Linked DNA regions of Homo sapiens: regions 1 and 3 are each linked to region 2. The links are chromatin loops, found by intact Hi-C in ENCODE. Cell type or tissue: GM12878. All regions are shown on one strand. Links, peaks and the distances in the headings refer to the core of each region. The heading gives the core; the rest is flanking DNA.

Region 1 (7,994 bases), core at 1,979-5,978, 110 kb before region 2:
CTGTCCATCCATCCACCCATCTAGCCATCTTTCATCAGTTCTTCCTTCCTTTCATCGATCCATCTGCCCATCCATCCTTCATCTGCCCTTCTGTCTATCCATGCATCCATCTATCATCTATCCGTCCATCTGCCATTCCTTTCATTCGTCTATCTACACATCCAGCCTACATCTTTCTATCCGTGCATCTGTCCTTCCTCTTTTCTCTTCCCTTTATTCATCCATTCACACTTCTTCCTTTTTTCCATCCATCCAATGCTTTTCAAGAATGCACCATATCCCAGGTACAATCATCTCTACATGGCCAGCCAGACTCCTGGCCTCAGGACTGCTGGGAGATCCAGAAATGCATACCCACCTGACAGTTCTCCCAGGAGGAGCAATGCCTGTCTTCAGGGACAGAGGCTTGGTCAATAAGAGGTTTGTTTATTTTTTCCCAATCTGTGCACCCTCATCTTAGTCTAAGCTTCTGGCTACCCAGAGACCTTCTCAAGGTGAGTAGGGAGGGATGATTAAGTTTCTCTAAAAAGATACACAGTGACTCCACATATAAGACATCACTCCCTTCTGCTCACAAGATAAGGATCCCTTTGGAAAGAGCTAATAGGATGAAAAATCACAGCAGCCAAGATTCCCTCCACTCTCTCATTAAACTAAAGAGCAGGGGGCACAGAACTGAGATGAATGAAACAGACCTTAAGTTGGTCTGACTTAAGACCAGTAACTGAAATATGATTTTCATTTGAAAGTTGGACCTAAATGTTGCCGACAGCAACCTTAAAAAAATCAATAAAGAAAAGAGGGGATGAGAGTATAGTGAGAAAAATGCAGACACTTATAAGTTCAAGACCCTGTGGGACACTCCTGAATATTTTAAATATCTTGGGGGAAAAAAAATGAAAACAGTTTCTCCCAACTTAAACCAGAGAAGGGAGTCTCTTTCTAGTCTGCAAATCCTTTGAGGCAATTCTTTAAATTATTTACCAGCTTTTTGATTATATTTTATGGTGGGGTGGGTGGCAGGGGGAGGGAGAGAGGAAAAAAGAGCTGGGCAAGAAGTAAGTGGGAAAAACCTGCTGCTGACATTTTCAATATCTGTCTGGAATATTTTAAAAGCCCGTGTCTGTTTGAAATCGCACAGTCTTGGGCAACAATGGACTGCCGCCTCCCATACAGCTTTAGGTCATATTTGCATACAAAAGACCGGCTGCTGAGCAGCTATTATGCCAGGGAGCCACAGCGGGCCTGGGAGAGGCCAGGTTACCAGCAAGTGTAAAGAACCCACAGAGACCCCATTAATTTTTCAGGAATTCTCAGGCCCTGGCCTTTTAAAGGCCAGTGGGGAGAAATTCCAGTCAGAAGCCTCCCCACAGTCATTGCCACTAAACGTTGGGTCCAAATTGAGAAATGAAGAGTGACAGGGCCTCTCCCCTAATTACGGGGGACTCTGGTTCCTGAAGGCTGCGGTGAGCAACACCCTTCACAGAGCCTGGTGTGCACCGAGCTGGGGAGAGGGCTGCCCACACTCCTCAGGGGGAGTGTGCACCCGAGTCTCCCTCTGAGGTCCAATTTCAGGAAATTTATTACAGTTGTAAGCCATTAGGTGCCAATTTTTCAAATCAACCTTATGATTCCAAAGCCATGAAAGCATTTGCCGCCTAATAGACTTTGGAAACCCTTCTACGGGGCTCAGAGCTGAGCTAACGTTCTCTAAAAGCATCGCAATAAAGCTTCATGTTCTTCAGCATTCTCGGGCCTATAAAAACCTGATGTGCTGCCAAGTAGAGTTTGGGTTTCTGGGCTGTTCCAATCCCACCAAGGTGGGTGGAGAGAAGGGTGGAATTCAGGAGAGCATGGCCACTCAGGCTAAGAGCACAGAACATTACCAGCAACAGAGACTAGTGGCCTCTGAAAAGGGAAGGCCAGCACCCACCCTCCCATGGGCTTTGGGTAAGGCCTGAATTAAGGACATAGAACTATTAGCATAATGCCTGGCATACAACGGGCTCCTTTCTCCCCTTCCTCATCCTCCACTCCACTCCACAACCCCTAAGATCAACAGTTTGACACCAAGGGCAACTTATTTCATGGCGAAAAAACAAACACAAAAACACAAAGCAGCTTCTGAAAAAACCCAGGCAGGGATCTACCTCATTTTCCCTGGTTAGGGAAAGGGGCCCAGGAAGACCTTTGCCTTTGAGAGAGGTGTCTGCAATGTGATGTGAGCTGACTCTCATCTCAACAAAATGCCTCCTCTGTGTGTTTTTTTTTCTTTAAGTAGAGATGGGGTTTTGCCATGTTGCTCAGGCTGTTCTCGAACTCCTAGACTCAAGTGATCCACCCGCCTTGGCTTCTCAAAGTACTGGGATTATAGGCCTGAGCCACCGCACCCGGCCTGTGCTTTAATTTAGGTTTTCAGAACTAGTCATCTAATCATGTTAAATAGAAATACAACAGTAATGAAAAGGATAATAATATCACATGCTTAAACTATTCTTGATGGTTCCATCAAAAAAAATTGTTTTTCTGCCTTTGAGAATCATTCATGTGGCCCAACACGAGGGCATTTCCCAGGGCAGGTATAAGATGAGTGCTGTCAGCAGGAAGCAAGGAAGCCGCACCACTTAACAGGGAGGCTAGTGCAGGCTTTCACGACAGTATCTCATGCCAGGTGGGCACCGCTCATGGGGCTCTGTCATATCTGACGATGGAGACGGACCGTTTTCAACTCAGAACCAAGGACTTTTTGGTAAGGTCAGACGTCTTCTGGCCAAGCTGAAGCCAGAGGCTCTGCAGGCTGCCTACTGGACCAATCTCAGAGAAAAGAGGAAGGGACAGGAACAGAGTGGCCTACCAGGAACTCTCAGGCTTCCAAAGAGTGTCCCAAGGGGCAGCAGCGTGGGAGGATGCCCTGCCTCTCCCCATCTCCTCCTTCCAGCTGAAGAGGCTGGCCCACACCCACACCCCGTAACGAGGCAGCAGTCTTCTTGCTTGCAGCCATCCTCAGAGAAATGGATCTAACCATGTTCTCCCCAATCTGACCCCCTACTTGAGATCTGTCCAGACCCTTCCAGAAAGGTGGCCTATCCACTTCTGCTTCTAAGACACCTCTGCTTTTCCTTTTTGTTTTTTGAAATAGGGTCTTGCTCCGTTGCCCAGGCTGGAGTGCAGTGGCACAATCATGGCTCACTGCAGCCTTGACCTCCCAGGCTCAAGTGATCCTCCTGCCTCAGCCTCCTGAGTAGCTGGGACTATAGGCACGTGCCACCACGCCTGACTAATTTTTGTTTTTTTCTGTAGAGATAGGGTTTTGCCATGTTGCTCAGGCTGGCCCCAAACTCCTGGGCTCAAGTGATCCATCTGCCTCAGCCTCCCGAAGTGCCGGAATTACAAGCGTGAGCCACTGCCCTGGCCAACTCTTTTTCTACCTCCAGGTCACTTCTTTCCTTCCTTCCTTCCTCAACTCCCCACCTCATCTCCCAAAATATCAACCAAGGAGACAGAACCACTGTGAGTCCAGAAAATATTCTTGAAAACACACACACACACACACATACACACACACACACACACACACACACACACGTTCATTAAACTGAACCAAACTACATGTGAAAGTAGACAAGGTGGAGACACTTTAGGGGTGACAAAATTCAGGTAAACTCTTCAGTCTGAAGTGTTCCAGTCTAAGGATCCAGAAAGTGTCGAACAAATGACAAAGAAGAGGGCGATGCTGGTTGGATAATATAGAGAATGAATGCACAGAACTGGTGTTGGAGGGTAGGTCTCAACTATTTAGAGAGGGGGAGTGCTCTGGACTGGGCACAGCAGATGTGCTGTCCAGGGCCAGGGGCAGAGCAGGGGGCTGGAGCAGTGGGTTCACACTGCTGAATGGATGAAGCTGAGGTTGTGATTGGACTGGACAGGGAAGGGTCTGGAAGGCCAGGTATGAGAACACCCCGGAGATTCTGATGGAGGCACCCCCATGTGAAGGCAGTGCTCATGGGGAGGCAGAAGAAGCCCCGGGCTGTTGGGGAGGAGACCCAGCCAGCTGGGAGGGCGGGGCAAAGCCTTAGTGGGTGGGTGACTAGGGCCTGGACAGGAGGCAGTCTCAGTGGGGCCATGGGGAGGGAGGCTGTAGAGACAGAAGCGGTGACTGGCTTGACAGGGGGTGGCTTTCTCAAAACTCTGAGAAGTCTCTAGGTTTTACTCATGCTGGAAATTCCCCAAGATCAAATTTTTTTCAAGTCATTTCAAAACTATTGGTCCTAGTCAGACAAAGGTCCTACTCACCCTGCCCACCACCCCCACTCCTACATACACAATGCTGGAAGGTCCAGCCCCACGCCTTCCCTCTCAATGCAGGCTTGACACTCCAGACGGAAAACAAGCCACCCTTGGCAAACTGAGCAGGCCGGGGTCCTAGCAGAAGGGAGAGGGCAGAGGGACACAGGTATCTATCTATATCCCTCCCAGAGCCCAGGACTAGCGTCCTCCAAGCTATAAGCAGGGAAAGGGGCACTCGTTGCGATGAAAACTGCAGCTCCTTAATCCTGAGACCTGTGGTGGAAGGGGCCCCATGGCCTCCACTGACATCCAAGCGGGAGTCTCCCAGCTATCACCATCCTCCGTTATGGACACAGGTGCCCAAGGAAGAGGGAAACACCAGGAGAATGTCTGAGTGCTTGTGTGTATGACAGAGACTATAACAGGAAGGTGCCGGCACAGCAGCCCTTGCAATTCACCAGGAAGGAAGGAACTCTGGCTATCCAGAGGCCTCTGCCACATTACAGACTTAATGGCCCATAATGCTTTGGGGGCCAACATTCCCCTCTTGATGAATTTCAACTCAGTTGTCTCTGCACTTCACCTAAATGGATTGCCTTTGAGGAGGAAATGCTTTAAGTGATAAGGCTTATTCAGGAGAATGTCCTGCTCTGTGCTGGAATATTTTTTGATCGATAGAAGGAAATTCTCCAAGTATGCAGACTCACATAGATATACCCTTTTTCTTGTCCACACTCATAAACCCCTGCTGGGAACTGCAGCCTACACAGAGGAGTTAGTCAATGTTCCAGAAGAAAAGTTTTGTCAGAGAAGGGCAGGGGAATCTAGAAGCTGCAAGGTGAGATGTCTGGGGTCACGTGGGCACAACACCCACCTCTGGAAAGGCAAAGAAAGGAGTCCTGGCAGGGGCTGGCAGCCCAGGAGGCACCTGTCCATCTCTGGTGGATGGCTGGGACCCACACAGTAAGGTGAACCATGAAGGGCCAGGCAGGTGAGGTGGCACCAGAGAGACACAGAGCAAGAGAAAGTCGGAGAGAACCCTAATCCAATGTGACTGGTGTTCTTACAAACAGGGGACATTTAGGCCCAGGCATGAGCACAGGGAGAGGGTTACATAAAGATGAAGGCAGAGATTGGAGTGATGTGTCTACAAGCCAAGTAATGCCAAAGACTGCCCGCAAGCCACCAGAGGCAAGGGGAGAGGCCTGGGACAGACTGTCCCTCAGAGCCCTCAGCAGGAACCAACCCTGCCCGCACCCTTATCTTGGACTTCTGGCCTCCCAAACTGTGGGACAAGGCATTTCTGTAGCTGAGGCACCCAGTTTGTGGTACTTTGTTATGGCAGCCCTAGGAAACTAATACAGAAAGAGAGAAGGACAAGAGGAAGGAAATGGGGTAATGGAAAAGGAAGAGTAAGAGAAGAAAGTTTATGCAGAGCTGCCATCTCCTTCTCAAAACCCAAGGGTTCTAGCTCACGTCTGTAATCCCAGTACTTTGGGAGGCCGAGGTAGCAGATCTCTTGAGGTCAGGAGTTTGAGACCAGTCTGGCCAACATGGTGAAACCTGTCTCTACTAAAAATACAAAAATTAGCCGGTGTGGTGGCTCACGCCTGTAATCCCAGCTACTCGGGAGGCTGAGGCAGGAGAATCGCTTGAACCCAGGAGGTGGAGGTTGCTGTCAGCTGAGATCGCTCCACTGCACTCCAGCCTAGGTGACAGGGCAAGAGACTATGTCTCAAAAAAAAAAAAAAAAAATCCAAGAGTTGGGGCTCTGCCCTACTGTTCCCGACAGCAGCCCGGGCCCCAGAAGGAGAAATTTCCTACTTCCCTGCACATTCCCTCTGCTTCCCTTCATTCCAAGCCCCTCTGCCGAGGCTACCTCTTAGGAGGATTAATTTTTTAATACATCAGCACTCTGTTTTTCTGTACTTATTAAATTTAAGACAATGAGTCATTGAACCTGTGAGACTTGGGTTGACTAATTACCACTGAACAGCTGCCTAGGATGACCGTGTGGCCCTCGGGGAGCAGGCCAAATGCTGTCTGTGTGTGGAGCCCAGAGAAGAGTGGGTGACAACACTGCACCCATGTGATCTGTGCAGTCCACTCTGCGGCCGGGTCAAGGGCAGGGAGAAGCCGGCAGACCCCATGGGCACAAGCTCAAGTGTCATGAAGGGTGTTGCCAATGCCCACTCTTCAGAGGAAATGGGGCACTGAGACAAGGGGAGACTGCAGCCCCTGCCACAGGCCCATAGGACAATCAAATTTAACTTTCCACCAAAGCACCTACAAAGAGGGCTGCAGCCTCTGCAAGGAGGGATTCTGAGCATTGAGCATGGTGAGTGAGCACAGTATGGAAGACACACAGCTCCTGCCTCACGTCTCTCCTTTGGCCGGAAGAAATGCACCACCCAGAGCCTGCCACCCTCCTCAGAACACACTCTGCCATTTCAGTCAACCACGCTTTCTGCCTAGAAAGCTCCTCTCCCTTCTCGGCTCAATGGTGACCTCCCCTTGAAGGCTATAGAAGCCACAGCTCCCCTGCCTATGGATAAAGTACAAGTTTCCTAGCACCACTGGGACCTGCCCCTGCCCACCTCCACCCTACTGCCATGGTTCCTCGCCTCCCTTTGTTCCTTCTGGCATTGCAAACTGCTGTAGTTCTCCAAACACACAGGCGGGGTGCCTCATGTCCCATTAGTACTCTCCCCAGGTGAACCCATCCAGCTCCTCATGATTCCTCTGCCTTCTACCTGCTTTCATGGTGGCGTACATCAAATCTTTTTCTTTTCTTCTCTTTCTTTTTCCTTTTCTTTTCCACTTTCCCTCCCTACCTTCCTCCCCTCTTTCCTTCCAAAGACAGGATTTTGCCCATCAAATCTTTTTCTTTTCTTCTCTTTCTCTCTTTTTCCTTTCCTTTCCTTTTTCTCTTTCCCTCCCTAACTTCCTGCCTTCTTTCCTTCCCAAGACAGGGTTTGGCTCTGTCACCCGGGCTGGAGTGCAATGGTGCAACCACAGCTCACTGCAGCCTCATCCTCCCAAGCTCAAGTGATCCTCCTGCCTCAGCTTCCCAAGTAGCTGGGACTACAGGCATGTGTCACCACGCCCAACTGATTATTTATTTATTTATTTATTTATTTATTTATTTATTTATTTATTTGAGACAGAGTTCCGTTCTGTTGCCCAGGCTGGAGTGCAGTGGCATGATCTTGGCTCACTGCAACCTCCACCCCCCGGGTTCAGGCAATTCTCCTGTCTCAGCCTCCCGAGTAGCTGAGATTACAGGTGCCTGTCATCACGCCCAGCTAATTTTTACATTTTTAGTAGAGACGGGGTTTCACAATGTCGGCCAGGCTGGTCTCGAACTCCTGACCTCAGGTGATCTGCCCGCCTCAGCCTTCCAAAGTGCTGAGATTACAGGTGTGAGCCACCGTGCCCGGCTAATTTTTTAATTTTTTGTAGAGATGAAGTCTTGCTATGTTGCCCAGGCTGGTCTTGAATTCCTGGGCTCAAACAATCCTCCTGCCTCAGCCTCCTAAAGTGCTAGGATTAGAGGCGTGAGTCACCACCACACCCGGCCAAGCCATACTTTCGTTAAATGTTCTGCATGACTCTACCTTACCATGAGGCCATGAGTAAAGGCTGTGCCTCCTGTCTCCAGGACCTACCACTACTCAGATGCAACTGGTGCCTGAATAAACAAACAC
Region 2 (7,994 bases), core at 2,234-6,233:
TCAAATATAAACAAAGACAAGATTTCCCATATCCAACACTATTACCGAACAAAATGGAAGTGCAAATAGAAATATACGTTTAATTTAAATGTCTGAGCCCAGCTCTGTTTCTACAAACTGCAATTTGGTTCCACATTCATTCCCTGGCCATTGAAAGCCAACCTCATTTTGTTTACAAAGATACTGCCCACCACTGGGTTCCGTGCAGTTCCACGAGCCATTCACATATTCTCAGTTCCAGAAGGAAAAGTCAAGACCACAGGCCAACAAGGTAGACCCCTTTCCTAATAGCCAATTATCCCAATCCCAGAGATAAATTCTGGCTTTTCCAGGAGACCTCAGTTTTATGTATTTTCTAGATTTTGACCAAAATAATTTGTAGAAATATGTAAGAAAATGGAATTCCATTTTTCTATCTTTGTAAGCCTGACCATACACATATATAAAATGATCCAGGACAGGGCCTTAGGGCATGTGTTCCAATTTTGGGCTCAGAACGTACAGTCAAACCTTGAACAACACAAGTGTAAACCATGTGGGTCCACTTATATGTGGATTTTCTTCCACCTCTGCACCCCTGAGACAGCAAAACCATCCCTCTTCTTCCTTCTCATCAGCCCACTCAATGTGAAGATAACAAGTCTGAAGTCCTTTATGATGATCCACTTCCACTTAAAGAATAGTAAATATATTTTCTCTTCCTTATGATTTTCCTTTTTTTTTTTTTTTTTGAGACAAGGTCTTGCTCTGTCACCCAGGCTTGAGTGCAGTGGCATGATCTTGCCTCAATGTAACCTCTGCATCCTGGGTTCAAGTCATCCTCCCACCTCAGTATCCTGAGTAGCTGGGACTACAGGCATGAGCCACCATGCCCAGGCTAATTTTTTTTTTTTTATTTTTTGTAAAGACAGGGTTTCACCATGTTATCCAGGCTGTCTCGAACTTCTGAGCTCAGTCCATCTGCCCGCCTTGGCCTTCCAAAGTACTGGGTTTACAAGCATGAGCTACTGCACTCAGCCATGATTTTCTTAACATTTTCTTTTGTCTAGCTTACTTTATTGTAAAAATGCAGTATATAATACATATATAAAGCATGTGTAATCAACTGTTGATGTTATCAGTAGGCTCTAGTTGATGATAGGTTAAGTAGTTACATTTTGGGGTACTCAAAAGTTATACGCAGATTTTCAACTGTGCAGGGGGGCCGTAACCCTTGAGTTGTTCAAGTGTCAACAACATATTAACTGTGCACAACATACCCCCCACTCAGTTCAGCTAGGATCCCTTCAGAAAGGAAGCAGATGGGAGATACTCCTGACCTCCCCATATTCCGAGTTAATATTCCACTTGTTACAATCCATAGCAAATTTTATGGACAAGTTATAACCGTCAGAATTAAGCAGCTCACACAGAAATCTGCATCTTCACCTTAACCATGTGGCATCTACGCATCCCATAATTAGCCTCTGCTGAATGAATATTAAGTTGTACGCAGGTACAAAGGGTCAATTATATCACCAAATGAAGAAAAGAGAAGACACTTGTCTTGGCCTCTGGTTCTGTCTTAAATTAACTTTTAATATTGAACAAAATGTTATATTCGCTCTTCCCATATTCTAAAAATTTCTCTTCTGTGGAAGCAATAAGATATTTTTAAAATTTAATAGAACTAAGAAACTGTAGAAGAATCACTCCATGGGCATAAAGCCTAGTTCTAACATTTTCTCTTCATGGGTTCACACAAAACACTCAGAAACACTGCCCACCTCAGTGCTACCAGATTAAATGAGTTGAGATGCTATGGCCCTCACGGGCCAGGAGAGCATCTGGGGACAAGAGACAAGTCAGCTGTGCAGCTAAAAGTGGAACCTGGAGCCCTTGGACAGCCCCAACAAAGCCAAAACCCTACTCAGCAAGGGAGAGCCCCTAAACCAAGGGCTGACTAGCCTCTCCTAGAGATCAGAGGCTCGGAGAAGTTAGGAAAAGGCAAAACTGTTCAAGAGAAAAAGTTTCACCTATTATACCCCTGGGCCTCAAGCCCTTTCTGATGTGAGGCAGGGTAGAAAATCCACCAATAAACAAATTAAACACACAAGCACGAGCATGTGGCAGCAGCCCAGCTCCTTCCTTAAGTCCTAAAACTGCAGTCTAAGGAAGACCCAGGCTTGCTCCAAGTAGCTGCAGACATCTGGCTTCTGAAGCCCCCATCATAATAAAACATGGGTGCAACCCCCAGTGCCTCCTCGCCTGCTCTGGGCAGCCACTCCCTCACCACACGTGAAGGCACGGAGCTTTCTGGAAAACAGGGTCTACAGCACTTCTCTGGTGCCAAACCCTGGGACACCTGAGGATTTCCTAAGAGATAAGATGGAGGGCCAGGCTCCCTGAGTTGCCTGTGAAGAGTTTCCCAGAATACCCCACATCACAAATAAAGGTGCTGAGTGGCATCACGAGGGGTGGGGAGCTCAGCATAGTGGGTGACAGGCTAAGGCAGCAAATAGGAGAACACTCATAAAGAAATTTTAAACTATATTCATTGCAAAAGAAAGCAGAGTAAGCCAACCATAAAGGAAATGGTAGTGGGGTCACCAAGGGCTCGACAGGGCTTCAGCCAGGGCCTCAACAATTGGGATTTCCGAAAGGGAAGCAGCAATGCCTGCTGTAGCTGCCAGGATCCTATAGTTTGGGGTGTCATCACTTGACCTCAGCCACTGGATGGCAGATGCAATTCCCCTACCCATGACTGGGTACAAACTTTGCCATCAAGTGCTATTAATCTCACTACCAGCTTTTATTGAGGACTCACTCAGACAACCTTGGCAGGGAGGCAGTACTGGGACATCCATTTTATAGTTGAAGAAACTAAGACTCAGACAGGTAAGTCCGCCCCCCAGAATTACAGAATTACAGAAGTTGGTAACTGGACTTGGAGCCTTTGTCTTTCTGACTTTAAGACCCATGCTCTTAACTATCAATCACCCTATTCTATCTCCCTTGTAGCTGAATTCAATAATATTAAAGCTGAATTCAATAAAATTAAATTTTAAAAATAAATAAAGATTAAAATGCCCATATTGAGTTGGAACAAAGATATGCCACCATGAGACCCAGACAGCTTGATGGGCTGGCTCTCAGCAGAGATGTGCCCCACTCCCCAAACCCAAGCAGTGGGACCTAGGGGATTTGGGGAATCGGAGAGAGTGCATAAGATGCAGGGTCATTCCTCCGGGAGTGGCGGGAGAAAGGAAGGGGCCCCTGCCACTGGGATGGCAGGACCACCTGTTCACCTGCTCTGCTGAACAGTTCCCATTCTCCCACCCAAGTTCTGGCCAGCAATGGCATCAAGAGACTTTTGTGGGTGAACAGAGTTGCCCTCTATAAAACCAATCGCAAAGTATAAGGAACAGCCCTCTATAAAACCAATCTCAAAGTATGAGGAACACTCCTCAAAAGATGATACGTTGCTAGGGCTGGGCCCTAGCAACATATCATCTTCGATTTCACCTACAATCTTCTTGACCATATTTACATTTTAACATGTACAACACTTTAGGTACAGACACTTCTATAAAACTGTTAGAAGTGCAATGAAAATCAGCACTTCTTTTATTTGTCCTAAAATTATTTTCCTCAAACCTTGTACTTATGGTTTTCATGGAATTTGTGTGACCTTCCCTCTTTTAACCTCACTGGGCCATTTCATTTGCACAATGAAAGCTTTGATCTAACAAACCTCCAAGGCCCCCTCCAAACGCTAATGACTAGGATCTCACATCCCATATTCACCTTTCTAATACATCACTTTCATACTCAACCTTCTCCAATCTCACTTTTCCAAAAGATCCTTGTACTAGTGATGACTTTCTAGGATGACCATTAGTCCATAAGATGCCTTTGCATGAATCAGAAAAAGATGCTTCCTTCCTTCAAATGGACGCAGCCTGGCCTCAGAGCCTTGAGTCATTCAAGGTGTTACCTGGCAAGCCCTTAACCTTAAATATCATTGCAATCTTCAGAAGAGCCAGCTTCAGCCCATGAATGCAACCACCCAGGAGAAAAAATGCCTGAAGGAGTCATTCTGGTTTTACAGGTACAAATGCTGTCCATAAACACACACACACACACACACACACCCCCCCACACACACAGAAAAACCCACGAAGATCTTTCTCTTCTTCCCTCTGCCCTCAACTTTTCACTGATGCTTTTCTTTAAGGGCAAATAGTTGCCAAGGTCTATAACTGCAAGCTTTGCAACTCCCCGTGGGAGCCAAGCCTGCCAAGTGTGGTGCCTCAAATAGCAGCCCCCAAAGCTGTGGGGTTCACTGAGTATCATTCAAGACAGAAGCAGGAAAGCATGTGTGTGACCACAAGACCTCAGAAAGGAGATGGGGCTGTACAGAGATCCTGGCTGGATGATCAAGTCACTAAGGTCAAAGGTAAGGGCAAAGACTCAGTCAAGAGAAACAACAGAGCACCTTCAGCTCATCAAAAAAAAAGATTAATGTATTAATCGGAACACTAAGCATTTCTCCCTTGAGTATTTTCTCTTCCTATTTACTGATCAAATCTTTGTGAATGAAAGCACAATCCTCTTACTGGATCAAGAACGACACATACACAAAAGCCCCTCAACTGAAAAATCAAGTCGGGCAGGTCATGATTTCACCTTTATGTGAACAGGATGCAACCACAAAGGCCTGGATAGGGAGCTGGTGGCGCAGCTCCCACCAGCGTCATCGTTAATAAGTAAGCAGCAGCGGCCTATGCAAAGCTCTCCTCGCCCTGGCAAGCACACTGACCAGGTCTGAGCAGGCACGACCCAGCGGTGCCAAGAAAGCACAAGGTCTGGGGCAGAGCAGGAGGGAGGGGAGGTGTCTGTGTGCTGCCGAATGAAGCTCAAGTGGCTGGATCCAGCTCCGAAGGCCAGAAGCTCTAAGCAGCCCCTTCTACACCACACCACCCACTTCCTAATGTTGTTTTTCCCACCGGCGGTGGACTCTGACTCTGGGTGGCCTTGGGGGTCCTGGAGCTTAAGACCATGCAGAAGCTGTCACTCGGGAGACCAGAAGTTCAGAAGTAGGAGCTGCAGCCGCCTGGGTCTGTGGTTCTTGGCTGCCCCGAGAGGCAGTTCCTCTGCTTGGGGAGAAAGCAGGGTCTTTGTGGCAGTGAACAAGGCTGTCCTCAAGGAGAAACGGGGCCAGAGCTGCTTTGTTTTCTCAGGAAGGCCTGAATCATTAAGGAGAGAGCAAGCTCTCGAGCACACAAGATGAGAACAAATCAGCCCCGAGAAGCGGGGAAGGGTCTACTGAATGGGCCCTGGGCAGCTGGCCTGGGAGGTGCAATGTTGGAGCGTCTCAACCGGTCCAAAATAACCACACCAATTTGCACACGAATAAGCAAACACAAAACCCCAAAGCGAGGACATTCAAAACCGAAAGCAGCTGCTAATCACCTGTTTAATTTTTTTTTTCTTAAATTAGCTGCAACGAAGAATTTTCAAACTCTCAAATACAATACACGGCTTAACATTTTCATACACCTGTAAAACCAGTAAGTTAAATCCCATTACAAAAGACTCCAACTTATAAAGGAGCAGTTCAAATACAGTTCTTATCAAATATAAACAATGGAAAATGATTTAGGCATAAAACATCAGTCACTGGAAATTAACATTTGAAAAAAATTTTTTTACATAAAAACCATCTGTGTATTGAGATGGTGCACTCTGCTAAACCACAGGCCTAATTAGGAAACTAGGAACCAAGGCATTACAGAGCAATGCATTAAGTTTTGTGTGTTTTCGTCTTTGGGGGAGGGGGGATCTTGCTGAAATCTTATCAATACTGTGTTGTTCTTTCTTCTCTGTACATCTAAAATGATGTCTATGTCGGATTGCTAAGAGTGCTTTTGGCTGACAGACAAAACACAACTTGTCTTAGTCTGGGGTGGTTCTCCCTGCTGACGTCCCCACCCAAGGATAATCTGCTTAAGAGTCCAACCAGGGCATCAAAGTTATCAAGAAGATAAAAATGAAGAAACATGCCCGCCAAAAAAGAAGTTATGCAAAGAGGGGAGATCTGGTATGTGTGGGTAGTAAGGTCCAGAATTAAACCTTTCTTTCCCCGTCACTCTCTTTCCTAAGCAAAAGATTAAAAAAGACTGGCCAGGCACGGTGGCTCAAGCCTGTAATCCCAGCACTTTGGGAGGCTGAGGCGGGCAGATCACCTGAGGTCAGGAGTTCGGGACCAGCCTGGCCAACGTGGCGAAAACCCAACTCTACTAAAAACAGAAAAAATTAGCTGGGCGTGGGGGTGGGTGCCTGTAATCCCAGTTACTTGGGAGGCTGGGGCAGGGAGAATTGCTTGAACCCGGGAGGCAGAGGTTGCAGGGAGCTGAGATTGTGCCATCGCACTCTAGCCTGGGAAACATAGCCCATGTCCTAGCCTGGGAAACATAGCCTATGTCATCTAAATGCCACTTTACATCTTCCAAAGTATTTGATGGATATCTTAGTTGATGCACCCAGCTCAGAAACTAAGTCTCAGAAAGGTTAAATGGCACATCCAGGGTCACAGAGCAAGTTATTAAAAGGTGAGCCAGAGTCTGGAACCCGCCAGGCCCTGCCTGCCCCCATGGCCTCTCAAAATAGCATTGCCAGAACAAGGGAGGGGGTTTGGCCCAACCCTCAGAGCAAAAGAATCATGTGGTCATGATCAGTGGTAACCACGAAAATCAGCATGTGATTATAATTCAGGAGTCTGTGTTTTGAGGGTAAAGACACCAGTTCCACTTGAGTTTTGGCACGCATCCCTAACAGAAAGGTCTGAGGCAGAAAAGGAAGAGAAAAATAAGGGAGACCAAAGAGGACAGACCAAAGCTGGACATACACTGTTGTGTCTGTTCAGCACCCCTGTCTTCAGGGAACCTACCCAGTTCCAAGGGACTATCCATCACAGACTGGTCCAAGGGCTGGACCTGTGACCTAAGCAAGGCCAATCAGGGAACTTTCCTGACAGTGATATGCAGATGCTGAAAGAAAGCAGTACTATTTCCATGGGAGCTGCCAAGCTCCTATGTGCATCCAGAATCCTGACGGCCACTTCACCAACTCATGGAAAACATTTACGTGCAAAAGGAGTGAATGAGGCCAACCCACAGAGAAAAGGAGAGAGGAGAGATGAGGGACAGAGAGAGCCATGGTGACATCACCGGAGCCCTGGGACCAGCTGTGACAAAACCAGGAAAACTCCTGGACTTTACAGTTATGTGGGCCAAGGTATTCTCCTTTCTGGTTGGGTTCCTTTGAGTTGGGTTATTTGAAACCAGAAGGATCCTGACTTATGACACAGAAGACAATCTTAAAAATATGCTGGTCACAGACTCCACATTTTTCAGACTATCTTTATTTTCAACACTCAGTTTTGTGGCCCCATAAAACCACTTCCACTCTTGCCTTCTAGAGTCTACTCTGCCCAGCAGCTAGAGAGATCTTCTCCAACAGTTAATCATACTGCATCATTCTCTGGCTGCTCGAATCCTTCCAACAACATCCCATCGCATGCTCCTTTGTATTAATACAAGCTCCCAGGCTCCTTGTATCTGGCCCCTGCCTCTCTCCTCAAACTCCTCTCCCACCCCCTTCCTCATCACACCCTCTCTGCTCTCACCTGCACTTCCTGGAGGTTCACACTTATCAAGCTTTCTCCTATCTCAAGATGTTGCCTCTGCTGCTGCCTCACCTAAAGTTCTGGCGACCATTCCCTCCCTTAGTTCAGATCTCTATCCAAATATCACCTCCCAGAGAGACATCCTTTAAACACCCCTCCCCCACCTGGAATCAAATTTTATATTCACTTATCATCTCTCTTAGAATGTAAGCTCTCCCAGGGCATTGACCTTGACCATCCTGCTCACTTCTGTATTTCTATTGCCTGGCCTCTCTACCACTATTTATTAAATACACAAAATTCCAGTGTTGTGGCATTCAAACAC
Region 3 (7,994 bases), core at 1,979-5,978, 65 kb before region 2:
ATTACAGATGTGAGCCACCACGCCTGGCCTCTGCTTTTATTCATGCCAGTCCCAACTAGGAGAAACAGAGAGCTTCTCTCAATGAGAAACCTTCGAAGCAATTCAACAGTACCTTCCGTGGGGGCACCCCGGCTTCAGCCTGGTGAAGAAGTGATTTTAAAATTTAGAAGCCCTGGCTCCAGTGGACACCCGCATCTCCCATTTCCCCAAGAGATGGAAAGAGTTTGCTTCCATTTAATCTCTTCCTCAAACACTTCTCTGTCAGGCCATGCTTCATGAAAATCTTCACTCTAACGCTGAACACTGCAGACCTCCATTGAAATAAAGGTTCTGTGAACTCTAAGCCTTTCTCTGGAGAAGGTTTTTATCAAATGCAGATGTAAAAGGTAACAACAGGAGAGGAAAAAGGCCTGTGCCCCAGGCCTGTGCATTTCCAAGGCTGTATGGACACCCATTCATCACCTGCACGAGGATGGGGACACTGTCACGGCACAGTCACCTCAGCACCTGGTACATCAAAAGCACTCAACAACCATTTACTACTGAATGAAAAAAATAAATTAAAATGTATGTAAGATCAAAAACATGTCTACAATTGGGGAAAAGTTGACTCTCAGAGACCTCCTAATGCTAAAACTTTATAATTGGAGAAAAATCCCAAAATGGGTACTGGGTGACTACTGAGTGTAGGGCACTGCCCCATGTGCCGTGAGGACGCACACAAGAGCAGCAGGAGGGAAGAGATAAACAGGCAACAAGCTGAACGTTATCTTAAAAGAGCAATGCAAAATTTAAATAACAATGGTAATGCTTTCACAAGGCAAGACGTAATTGCCAAATGTATTAGATGAAGGAAAAAGTCAGTATTTGTCTTCAGCTATATCCTGTCTAGGACAAAACCGGTATGCAGCTAGGAACAATGATCAAAAACCCATTAAAAATCACGACTAAACACATCCACTTGAAAACATTTTATTTGCCACCATTTTTGTTTCAAGATGACAATCTGAAACAGAAACACAACCCCCGGTCTATCCTGAAACTCTCCTGCATGTATCTCACTCAGTCAAAACCATTTACAACTTCATGGATTATCAGAGAACAGAGAGGCAATGTAACAAGTATTTAAAAGTCAAGGTATAACAGATTCCTCACTCTTCAATATTAAAAAAAAATGTTCCATATGACAAATTTCAGAGGAATGTAAATTTTAGAAAGACTTGGGCACAAAAATCCTAAGACCAAAAGCTCAAGCTCACTCTTATGCTGCCTTAACTGGTAGAAATGTAAATTAGTACAACCTCCCTGTGGGGCAGTTTGGCAATAAATAGCAAATTGTAAAACGTATTATTATCTCCTTATTGTAAATTCCTAGAAGTGGAATTGCTAGGTCAAAAGTATTGCAGGAGCAGGAGAGAAATGCATGCACAAGGGCGGTCCTGCCAGAACTGGCTATAATACCAAACAATGATCATAATGATACTGCAAACAACCTAAATGATCCTAACTAAGGGTTTGCGTAAGTCAATCATAGTGCATCGATATCACAGAAACAATGAAGGCAACAAATATGACCATGTAGGGTACAATCACATGGAAAAATGCCTCTGACATACTACTGACCAGAAAAGGCCATCTGGCAAACACCACATATGATCTCATTTATATAAAAGTGTACACAACCGTAGTTTATATATGTGCAGACAGACCTCTGGAAGCCTACACCAAAATGTTACTGTGGGTTATCTCATGGTGATGAGATGAGAGGATTTGTTAGTTCTCTGTTTACTTATGTATTTAATTTTTTCTAGTATGTCTTTTCGTTTTTAAACAAAATCATAATGCTGTTAAAAATAAACTTCCTTCATTTACAGATCACCCAATTCTGTGCAAAATGTGGGACTTTCTTCACCACTGATCCCAGCAGCTGAGTCCCAACTGTAGTTGTGGAATATTCCAGAATAACTCCATGCAACTCACCTACAACCCTGGCCCTCCCCTCTTCAGGATACCGGGCAGGATTAAATGTGAGAGTAGTGCACTCCGCCACCCTGGGAAGAAAGGCTTTTATAGCCCATGATTTCCAGGCCATTCCAAGTGCTTCCTGAGTCCTGCCCCACCTCCTGCAGGGCCGGATGACTAACCCTGCCCCAGGAAGGAAATGGGGCCTCGCTGAGGATCAGAAGTTGGACCTCATAAAATTGCAAAGCAGATCAGGTGTCCGACTCCCAAGCACAGCCTCCAACAAATCCCAGGAGGGTCTGCTGGGCTAAGCTCCTCCCTCTTGGTTCTAAGCCACCTCATCTGCAAGCAAAGGGATGACACTGGCTGTCCTGGAGTCATCAGACCCCTGCCCTAGAGTCATCAGGCACAGAGGCCACAGGCACCCCGAGAAGGCAGACAGGGGCCCAGCAACTCCCATGGGAAACACTTCCATCCACCTGGCAGGTGCATGCAGCCTCTGGAAACCAATATGGAAGCCACCCCTGAAGCATCAGGAGATGTCCAGAGCCAGCAGCTGTGACACTAGATAGTCATGTGTTAATGGCTCCCAAGCCTCACACCACACAGACTCCAGGAGGCCAGGCAGCAGCTCTGTTTTCCAACTTCTGGAGCTATGAGAAAACTTTCAAAGGATCTCCAGAAGAAGAAGAAAAAGACTGAAAGAGGGAAACCGCAAGTCAGAATTCCCACTCTGAGCCAGACACAGGCTCTTCTGTGCCTCTGTTAAGCCCCAAGGCAGAGAGAACGCTCATCTCCCATTTAGGAAACAAATACTCAGAGAAGCTAAGAGACTGGCTCAAGGGAACAGAGCTACTAGGTAGAAGATCTTCAAATGTATGTCTGATTTTTCCCTCCTCATCCCAGAAGGATACCTTGGAGTATTAGAGAGACTGCATTTTTCTCATCCTGATTCATTTAGTCCTTCATTCTTTTGTTTGAAGAGCTTAACAGAAGACAGCTCCTACACAGGGCTCTCTCTTTCCAGGTAATAACAAGCTCTGAGAACATTCGGAGAGTTCAGGGTTCATGCTGCCCCAAAGGATCTCTGAGAAGAACCAGCCCTCCACACAACCAGCTGGAACATCACAGTGATTGCCCCTGCAGGAGATGTATATAATAAAAATTGAATGCTGCAGCATGAACTTCATACATACTTGTCCTCTTGGTTTATTCATCAGAAATAATTATCTGTGCTTGCTTTCACAAGAGCACATATTTTATAGGGTACATTAAAATTTAATGGATTTTTAATAATATTGTAACTACCGCAAGAGAAAAACTGGAAAAAGCTGCGCCACATGTCTTTGTGGCATTTTGGTGGTTTGGCTCCAGCTTCGCAAAGAAAGAACTCATTTGGTGAGGAGGGGCGGGCAGGAGAGAGTGAAGAACCCATGCAAAACGCTGGGTGGGTATGAAAAATTTTATATTTGACTACTGGCATGAGAGATCTGTGCTGAGGGAGGGAAGTCAAGAAGGAAAGATGACAAATCAACAGGCATACTTTAACAAATGGCAAATTATGCTGGACTTAACCTGACTTTGGGCAACTTGGGATGTAGCTCAGAACAGAAGGAGGATGGTGATGGTGATCCACGCAACAGACACTTCAATTGTGGAAAGGCATGAGCAGGCGCTGGCCAACAGAATAGAATGCAGCTACAGGGCTGGAAGAGATCTGAAATCTCATCCAATGTCTACAAAGCCGAAATTTGTAGAAAAGATAGCCAAGGCCCAGAGAAGTAAGACGAGGCCCAAGATCACAAAGGAAATTAGCAGGTCTTTACATTTCTGTCGGGCTTCTTCTATTACTGTGTGTGGCCCAGGTTAAAAGCATATACTTAAATCTAACTCGAATGGCGAAGATAATGTTCTCAAGTCTTTAATAAACTGCTGGGTTGCAAGCTGCACATTTTTAGCCATTTCTGGGAAATTTAATTCCATTAATTTTCATAAGCCATCCCATGGTTTTTATTTTGATATGCATCACAAAAGATCACTCTATTTTAACTTTTTGGGAAAAGTTTTTTCTCTCCCTATGGGACTCGAACCCACATATCTGAAGGACTCATTAAAGAATAGAGTCCTATCTAGAGGCCAAGATGAGGTGGCCCCTTTAGTTCCTCATAGAAGGCTGCTATACACGCACCCAGTACAGTCATCTGGAGCCTCCTGAAGTGTCACCAGTCCAGAGACCAGTGTCTATTTCTGGACAAAGAAAGAAACCCATGGTGCCCTGCCACCAATGATGCATCCACAGCCAGGCTGACTCACCCATTCGTAAGTGCACTGCCAAAAATAACACCTTGCCAAAATTACGTTGCCTAATCTTTGACAAAGTAATATCCAAATTAAAATGAAAAAAAGGCTTAAATGTCAAGTGATGATGGTGATTTACGCTGTACTGATTTATATAATGCGCCACATCTCAGATGGGCCAATTTTTCCATGACATCAAAGCAGACCACGAGCAGGGTTAGCGGTGACAATGATGGCTGGAGAATGAGCATGGGTCTGGAGTTTGCTAGCCCTGGACTGAGCGCTCTCTCTGTCCCTTGGCAGCTTTGTGCCATTGGGCATGTACTTTCCTGTCCCGGACCCTCATTTTCCTCACCTGTGACAAGACAAAAGAATACCTACCTCACAGGGAGACTGTAAGAATTACCCATTTATCTTTTTTTTTGAGGCTGAGTCTCACTCTGTCACCCAGGCTGGAGTGCAGTGGTGCGATCTCAGCTCACTGCAACCTCCGTCTCCTGGGTTCAAGTGATTCTTCTGCCTCAGCCTCCTGAGTAGCTGAGACTACGGGCACCTGCCATCATGCTCGGATAATTTTTGTATTTTTAGTAGAGATGGGGTTTCACCATATTGGCCAGGCTGGTCTCGAATTCGTGATCTCATGATCCGCCCTCCTCAGCCTCCCAAAGTGCTAGGATTACAGGCGTGAGCCACCGCACCTGGCCCCATTTATCTACTAATAAAAGCAGTTCGTGTAGTACCTAGTACACAGTGGAGATGCAATTAATGAGAGTTATTATTTAAAATACCTGGTATTTACTATCACTAAATACGATTTGAGTGGATTGATAGTTCCTTTCAATTTTCATATGTAGAACTATAATTGTAAAGCTGTGTAACATTTGATAGTATTAAATATTAAACCACTGTGTAATTAAAGCCCAAAATGTCAAACACTGCAGCATAAACTACCTGACAGGCCTCCAAATGCCCTTTCACCAAGGTGTGATTTCTATTTATTTTGCTTTGTTGTTATTTTTGTGGTTTTGAGATGAAGCCTCACTCTGTTGCCCAGGCTGGAGTGCAGTGGTACAATCATAGCTCACTGCAGCCTCGAACTCCTGGGCTCAAGCGACCCTCCTGCTTTAGCCTCCCATGTAGCTAGGAGTACAGGCACATTTTTTGTACAGATAGGGTCTCACTATGTGACCCACACTGGTCTCAAACTTCTGGCCTCAAGCGATCCTCCCCACCTCGGCCTTCCAAAGTCTTGGGATTATAGGCTTGAGCCACTGCACCAGGACTATTTATTTTGTCTCAGTAAAAGTATACTGTGCCTGAGGAGAAGGAGGAGGAGGAGGAGAATGAATGGGGAGGAGGGACAGAGGGAGAGAGGCAGAGAGGAAGTCCACCAGTAGTCTAGAAGGTTCTACATTCCCAGGCCTTGTCTCTTACTGTTGCCACCTTCAGGAAAAACCTCTCCTTCTGATCTACTCCGTCCTGTGCAAGCATCAGGCCTTCCACACGCCCCATGTTCACGCCCTACATACACACACAAGCTGTAACTATCTACAGCTGGAGATACTCCGTCAAAGTAATCACATGACCTCTCAGTGTCAACATGCGCTTTGACAGAGGGTGAGGGGACTGCCACGGGGCCATTAAGCGTGGACATTAAAAGCGCTGATGGAGCCAAAACACATTAACCTGTGGAGGAAGCCAGGCTATCAGCTGCAGCTCCACCGACATCATAAAAAGTAAAGAGGCCTCAGTAAGGGAACCAATATTACAGCCATTGATATAAATTATACCTCAGAACAGGGGAGAAGGGGGTGGGGTATAAAAATGGAACAAGTTCAAACTTCTTTTATTGTAATAGTCTCCAGTCGAGCATAATCACCAAAGCTATAGTGCAATACGATTGCCAAAACTAGACAAACATCTGTGAGATGGATTCATCTCAGAGGGGAGGCCAACAGCTTGTTATCATTAAAGCGGCGATGCTCGCTCTGCGCCTGAACTGCAGGCCGCCTTGTTACTGCGTTTGCGGAGGCAATTGTACCAGATGTTGGCAACTATCTTCAGATAGATGACAGACACCTGCTGTTGAGGAAATTAAGCTCCTCATTGGCCTCTCTGATTTGGGGGTGGGGAGGAAGAAGCAAGAAAAAGTGACCCTTCCAGATAGCCCATGGGACAGGCACTAACCCAAGAGGGTGGTTGGAGCTTGCCAGATGGGCAGGCCAGCTCAGCTCCTGGTGTCAAAGACCCAAGAAGGGCCCACGGGGTGCTGGTGGAAAGATGGAGAAGTTTGGGAGGAATCTAATTCAGGCTGGGAAAGTACGGAGCTCTGCGCCGACTCCCTCGGCAGGTTGCTCTTGGTAACGGTCTCGGAGACTCTTCAAGAGATCCTAAATTTGAAACATGGCTATGGACATTAATCATCATTAAAAGCCAAACAGGCAATTTTCAAACCATGTCATGCTGACTCAGACAGAGACAAAGGCTCCAAAAGTGGGGGAGAGCAAGGACAAGAGAGATAAATACCACCTATGCCACCATGGACAAATAAAAATCGTGAGAGCCCATAATTCATTTTTCAGACTGCCCCGAACGTCAGTCGCTAGTTATTTGAAAGAAATGATTCATTCCAAAGTTGGCAGGGCTGACCCATGTCTACCTTGCTGGAGGGTGGCCTGTGAGAAAGATGCTGATAAAATGCAATCACCTGCGTCCTGGACCCTAGAGGTGCAACCTGACTCCTTTTCAGCAGAGGGCAGTCAACAGAGCTACCCCAGGACCCAGCAGATGGGTTCAGTCCCAGAGCACTGGTGATCTCCTTACAAGGTCGTCAGATCATCTTGGCCTTCCATTATTTCTGGGCAAGTAGTGATTCTCCTTCCTCTTGGATTATCAAATTTGAACCAGGATACCCCATACTTGATTCATTCTTACTACGATTACTGACACAATCTGACACCAACACCGACAACTGTCCTCAGTGAGAGGCAGCAGTGCGGACTCAGGGGCAGAAGCAGGCCCAGCCAGGGTCCACGGCGTCCTGACCGAAGAGACCAAGGTCAGAATGTTATTCATGAGCCTCAGTTTTCTCATCTGTAAAAGGGTCTGCAAAGCCCCTTCTAGGTCTACACAGCTAACAGCCCTAACCTGTTCTCATCACAACCAAAGAAATTAGATGGCTTGGTGCAGCTAGTTGAGAAATGTACTAGCTGGCTGGCACAGTGGCTCATGCCTGTAATCCCTGCACTTTGGGAGGCTGAGGTGGGTGGATCACCTGAGGTCAGGAGTTCGAGACCAGCCTGGCCAACATGGTGAAATCCCTTCTCTACTAAAAATACAAAAAAAAAAAAAAAATTAGCCAGGCATGCTGATGAGCACCTGTAATCCCAGCTACTCGGGAGGCTGAGGCAGGAGAATCGCTTGAACCTGGGAGGCGGAGGTTGCAGTGAGCTGAGACTGAGCCACTGCACTCCAGCCTGGGTGACAGAGTGAGACTCCATCTCAAAAAAAAAAAAAGAAAAATGTAATAATTGCGTTAAAGCCCAAGTTTTCTACCTCTACTGGCAGCCCAATTTGGGGGTCACTCTAATATTTAGCCACAAAACAAAATGGAACGTGCCTTTTTAGCCTGTAATTAAGGTTGTTTCATGTCCTTAACCAGTAAGAACTTCTTTGCTCTATTTAAAAAAAAAAAAAAAGAAAACCTCCATACTTTAAAGTTCCTAGGACAGAAA

The links. Peaks named below come from ENCODE experiments on the same cell type or tissue, not always from the same donor. Only the 100,000 strongest peaks of a DNase experiment are listed, where the experiment ranks them.
Region 1: a loop joins it to region 2, with 5 times the contacts of the local background. A loop is called at or near these places in 2 of 110 quality-filtered maps.
Region 3: a loop joins it to region 2, with 2.6 times the contacts of the local background. A loop is called at or near these places in 6 of 110 quality-filtered maps.

What each region holds. Positions count from the first base shown.
Region 1 is chr17:57,459,582-57,467,575 of GRCh38, reverse strand. The region is part of intron 6 of MSI2 (musashi RNA binding protein 2); the gene reads right to left. Among named protein-coding and RNA genes, the nearest start is that of MSI2-AS1, 140 kb to the left of the region's middle. RefSeq lists enhancers at 1,310-1,559, 3,875-3,954, 4,055-4,374, 5,311-5,550 and a silencer at 4,254-4,548. In GM12878, for the core only: no CTCF peak of the experiment used is centred there; a DNase peak (open chromatin) is centred at 4,195; H3K4me3 peaks cover 1,022 bases; H3K27ac peaks cover 4,000 bases.
Region 2 is chr17:57,354,344-57,362,337 of GRCh38, reverse strand. All of the region lies in intron 5 of MSI2 (musashi RNA binding protein 2), which reads right to left. Among named protein-coding and RNA genes, the nearest start is that of MSI2, 100 kb to the right of the region's middle. RefSeq lists an enhancer at 7,337-7,386. In GM12878, for the core only: no CTCF peak of the experiment used is centred there; DNase peaks (open chromatin) are centred at 4,327, 4,690, 5,387 and 5,774; H3K4me3 peaks cover 2,283 bases; H3K27ac peaks cover 2,984 bases.
Region 3 is chr17:57,419,150-57,427,143 of GRCh38, reverse strand. The region is part of intron 6 of MSI2 (musashi RNA binding protein 2); the gene reads right to left. Among named protein-coding and RNA genes, the nearest start is that of MSI2, 170 kb to the right of the region's middle. RefSeq lists enhancers at 2,022-2,316, 4,200-4,379 and a silencer at 4,150-4,350. In GM12878, for the core only: no CTCF peak of the experiment used is centred there; a DNase peak (open chromatin) is centred at 4,213; H3K27ac peaks cover 1,932 bases.